Linked DNA regions of Homo sapiens: region 1 is linked to region 2. A link is an interaction called in ENCODE POLR2A ChIA-PET data of the cell type or tissue named here. Cell type or tissue: MCF 10A. All regions are shown on one strand.

Region 1 (2,500 bases), 70 kb after region 2:
CCCTGTCTCAAAAAAAGAAAGGAAGAAAAAGATCTTTCCTGCTTTCTTGCTAAGGCAACACAGAGCCCATCCCTAATCCTTTTTCCATGCCAGGACTATAATAGAGAGAAGGTGTCACCGAAAACTAGTGCCTTTTCTAAGTATTTTACTTGTGAGAAAAAAAACTGGTGCCTGGCCAGCTTCAGGCAGCTTTGCCTTTTAATGAATTGGCCACACGCTCGCATATGAGGTCATCAGCCTCCAGCATCGTTTCGACTCCGGGGCCCAGTGGCTTTCAGGGGTGTGTTTCCAAAGGAGCTGGTTACTGATTCCACCTTTTCCCTGCCTGTCCTGCCACACTCTGGCCAGTGCACCCCTCTCTCCATCCTGGCTTATGGATCAAGTCTCAGCTCACTGGGCTTTGCATGCCTGGTGTCACAAAGCACTCAGCTAAGGAACTCTGCAGATTTGGTGAGGCTGTACCCTGCAGAGCTGTGGGATTGCATGGTTAGGGCCTGTCTCGTCCAGGATACACCTCAGTATTTCAGAAAACACGAACTGATTGTGATATCAGCCATACCCACGCCACCTCTTGCCAGCTGTGTTATTAGGCACGTGGTCTCCCCTCCCAGCCTCAGTATTTTCATCAGTAATAAGAACAGTAAGGCACTGTGTGTACGTTAATTGAGATGATCCGTGCAACACTTACATCTGCCTAGCAGGAAGCATGAGGTAGGAATAGTTGTTCTCGTCCTCATGAGGCAGTCCCTGCTGTGTTTCGACTGGCTATGTGACCAGGGCTGACATTGGGGGCCAGGCACCCCTCTCCTAACTGGCACCCCTAGATCTTGTGCAGAAGTTTGCAAGTCTCAGACAGGCAGCCCTTCCCGTTCTAAAATCCTCAGCCCAAACAGTCTTATTCTGGCTATAAATAAAAGTTCCTGCTGCACAGAGAGCAGCAGCTCGTCAGAAGCAAACCCGGGCACGAGCCAGATCCTAAAATAAACTCCAGGCTGTGATGAGGCGGCGTTTCTGTGGAATGGCCCGCCCTGCCTTTCTCTCTGCCCCTGTGGGTAAGCGTGATCATAAGGGGCTGGAAGTATTGCTCTGGGGAATCGGTAGAGATGGGGGCCTGTTGTAAATGGTGTGACCATGAGCCCTGATGCAGCTCCTGGCATCTGCAGAGCCCAAGGGGCACAGCAAGGGCTTCATGGTGATCAGAAGGTTTTCCCTGTGTCTCCCTGCCCCGTGAAGGTACCTTTCCAGTTTGGCTCTTGTCCCAGCACGACTGCATAGCTTGAATACCAGAACGTGAGCTCACAGCTGCAGAGGCAGAGGCAGAGCAGGCCAGGCCCCTTTGTCCAAGAGAGGCCGACTCTCCTTGCTTTCTCCTTGCTAGCTGCCCCCTCCTTGGCAGCCCACACCCCTGGTCATTTCCCTGAGCCTCCCTCCCCAGTGTCTGGACCTGAACCCATGCAGTGGGTGAAGTTCGTCTCTTACCCATCCACACTCAAAACTGAGACGCTTCTGTGAGTCAGGTAATATTCTAGACACCTTAATTAATACAGTGCCTAGACTATGTATTAGGTGCCTACTAAAATACGTATCAGCAAATATGTATTAGGCCCCTACTGAATGCCCCAGTACTGTTATTTAGGGCAGTTCCTGGATTGTTGGGAGGGCAGGAGAGGACGGCTGCTGCTGGCCGAGAGGTCGTCCGCACCAGCACCATGCGGAGGACTTGCACGCAGCGCTCTGCGTCTCGCGGAACGTCGCAGAAACCTTATGGGGGAGGGGCTATTGTTTTCATCCCCGTTTTAAAGATGAACAGCTTGAGCTGAGGCTCAAGAACTTCAGTCACTTGTACTAGGGCACACAAGCGGAGATGCCATGAGGGGCAACTGGAGACCTTGCAGTCAGCCGCTGCCCTGTGCCGTCTCCCGGAAGAGGCACCATGCTGTGGGAGTCTGCCCCTCACCTTGTTGAATTAAAACCGGCTAAACACACTATATGATTGGTTAGGAAGACACTTCTCCAACTTGGTACATTTTGTGATGACACAAAAGCCATTTGTGTATGTGTAAATCAGGTGCTCAGTTATTGCAGGGCACGTGGAAGCACAAAGTGACTTTACACGGGGGCGCCGATGAGGCTATTTCAAGACTCCAGAAGGAGTCAGCGCGGAACATGACTCCTTAAACTAGGCAGCAGCAAGGCAAGGTGAGGGGGATCTGTTTAGCAAATCTCGTGGCAGTGTCTGGGCATTGGGAATGAACATCTGGCAGATCTGAGAATTGGGGCTACAAAAGATTGAGCCACTCCCTGAAACAGTCATACAAGGGTTCCCTGAAGGCAGCCCCCCCAGCAGCACGCCGTCCCACCCCTCAGCCAGTGCATCCTGCTTGCTGTCTTCTCTGTGGACTTTCCCAGCCAGTAAGGGAGGCTTGCTGTGTGCAGGCATCCTCCAGAGATCGATGGAAAACCCAGAAAGCCAAGCCCTTCACCCCACTGCCATCCCAGG
Region 2 (2,500 bases):
CTTGAATGAAGACCCTTCCCTGGCGGAGTCCCCGCTGCGTAGTACCCTCATTGCAGCCTTTCAGGGACCCAGCTAAACTGTGCGTGGACCCGGACCCCTGACCCACAGAAGCTGGTAGAGGATAAATGTGTGTTGGAAGCCACTAAGTTTGTGTACTTCATTATGCGGCAATACGAAACATTTCAGGACTTACACAAGTTGTTACTGGTACTTATTTAATGTTATAAAAATCTGAGCCAAGTCAGATCACTTTAGGATGGGAACATCTGAATCACAGCCTTGGTGAGCTTCTAATCCACCGTTCCCTTTTTCTTCCCATCAGGCAAAGGCAAAAGTGGCTCCTGAGGTCCTTTTTGTAGCACTGACAGGTTTCCTTGGTCATAGTGGAAGAGAGGGGCATCCCACATCATTTGGCCCAGTGTTCTTTTATGGAAGGACACATGGAGGACAGGGGCTGGCCCCTTAGGCTTGTCTTCCCTGAGGTCAGCTGCAGCTTCCAAGGAGGTAGCATCTTGAGACATTTATAATCTATCCTTTGTACAGCTGCTTGTGGCCCCCCCCTTGTCACATAATGAGTTCGCAGTTGGGATTTCCTCGTGTGAGTTTCCAGCACCCTAGGGCCATATTTGTCCTAGGATTCTCCTCATCATTTCCCCCCACCCCCAGTCACTGCTGCCTCTTAGCCTTTGCTTCTCCGGGCTGAGGAATTCCTGCATTTTTAATCTGTCCTGCTCCTGCTGGCCTGTTTTGTCTAGCTACTGCCCTTCAAAACCATATCCAGTTTCACTCATAAAAAGCAGGGGGAAATGGTCAAACCAAACCCTCCAGCCTCCCCTGTGTAGTCCTGGCTCTTGTTTGATTGTTGGTTCTCTGAAGAAAGGTGCTCTGAGGAGGAAGAGGGCTGCCTGTGCCCCCGGCACCCCCCATCATGGAGGCTGGCCTCCTGGTGTGTTGTTTGATTGGGTGTCCTTTTGCACCCCTGAGGTCCTGCTAGTACCTGCAGTGCTGACAGTCCCTGTGGGCACGGGTGTGTGTCAGGCCTTAGTCATCAGCACTTAACCGCTCTGAGCTGCAAACATTGGGCCTCAGAGCTCAGTGTTGATGTGATCACCGTCTCACTTCTGCCAAAAATAGATGGGGAGGAACATATTTCTGTTAAGCTCTTGAGGGTTACAGCTGGATTAAGTTAGAGCTCCTGAAAACAGCACACTGGCTTATACTAGTGGTTTAGATTCTCTAAGAAATGTGTATTGATATAAAGTTATCAGACTATTGATTTTTTGTAGAGTGAAAATATTAAATTGTTATTTGAAGAACATCATAGATCTTGTAAAAGCAAAGTTGAAGACCAGATTCAAAGTTACTTTACATTCTTCTTGAAATTCCTTCTAGAATGTTGTGCTAGGAAAAGTCCCTCTTCTGTTGAGTTTATTTACTTTCTTTTAATGGACAAAACCTATCTTATTTACCTTTTTACCTTTGCCACTAGGAAACTTAGAACCAAACGAATACAACTCAGTTGCAGTAAATCTTGAGTTCTAAGCTTCTGACTCTGTTTGCTTTTAAAGTGTCTCATTTGCTGTGTGCTTAGTGTTTTCTAAATAAATACCTACCATTAGGGGAGGAATTGCTTTGTAACTTTGCACATTAGCTCCGTGGTTTGCGTTGACCTCGATTCTAAGCAGAAACAGCTGTGAGTATGTTCTATTAATTATTAGGTGAGTTGTTTTAACTAGTGCAGACAAGAGCTTGTTGACCTGTGCTCTGGGTGAGAACTCTGATTTCTGCTTCTACTCAAAAGGGTCAAATCCCATGATGTAGTTTTGACTTAGGAGAATTTAGTTCTGGCCTGGAGTGAATCTTTGTGGGATTGATGCAGACCAAGACTCGTGTTAAGGCCGAGCTCTGCAGCAGCTGGCCGCTTGTTTGTCTTCTGAGCCTGTTTCATTTGCCTTCCCTGGTCTGCTTGAGCAGAGGAGAGAGGAAGAAAAGCTGTTGGCAGATGTTTTTAGTAAGACCCTTAAGCGTAAGGGAGGAAGCTAATTTTAGTCCTGTTTTTAATATTATGGTAGTTTGGTTGCGTCTTTCCTCTTAGGGTAGAGCATTTTAGCTTTTGTTTTTGCTTTTGCATTTCCTGTGTATATATCCTGAAGCAAAATGGACTGCTAAAAATGTCACTTGGTGTTTGTTATTTTGTGCCTAGAATAACATTCAAGACCCGTGAGCACTGTGAGTCACTAAAATAGTTTTAGGAGAAAGGAATGTTGTCTGTGTTACTCTTTTCTATATTTCCTTCTAGAAATTTTCCAGTTGATTCCTGTGCTTATGTTAATTGGACATCCATAATCTCTTTCTTTTATCATCAGCAATACAGTAACATTGTATTTGTTAGCACATTGCATCTCTACTTGCATGCAGAGCTCTTTAATTTTAAAAGTACAGTAAGTTTTGGAAGAAGATCATGGCTAAAGAGGCAAGTTGCTGGAAAATACAGTTGTGC

What was found. ChIA-PET counts read pairs that join two places held together with the same protein. Peaks named below come from ENCODE experiments on the same cell type or tissue, not always from the same donor. Only the 100,000 strongest peaks of a DNase experiment are listed, where the experiment ranks them.
Region 1: POLR2A ChIA-PET joins it to region 2 with 25 read pairs; 5 of 35 experiments call an interaction of 5 or more read pairs at or near these places.

Annotation. Positions count from the first base shown.
Region 1 is chr9:131,607,424-131,609,923 of GRCh38, reverse strand. The region is part of intron 12 of RAPGEF1 (Rap guanine nucleotide exchange factor 1); the gene reads left to right. Among named protein-coding and RNA genes, the nearest start is that of PRRT1B, 63 kb to the right of the region's middle. In MCF 10A, no CTCF peak of the experiment used is centred here; a DNase peak (open chromatin) is centred at 1,263.
Region 2 is chr9:131,677,228-131,679,727 of GRCh38, reverse strand. The region is part of intron 1 of RAPGEF1 (Rap guanine nucleotide exchange factor 1); the gene reads left to right. Among named protein-coding and RNA genes, the nearest start is that of RAPGEF1, 62 kb to the left of the region's middle. RefSeq lists enhancers at 807-886, 1,227-1,276. In MCF 10A, no CTCF peak of the experiment used is centred here; a DNase peak (open chromatin) is centred at 1,067.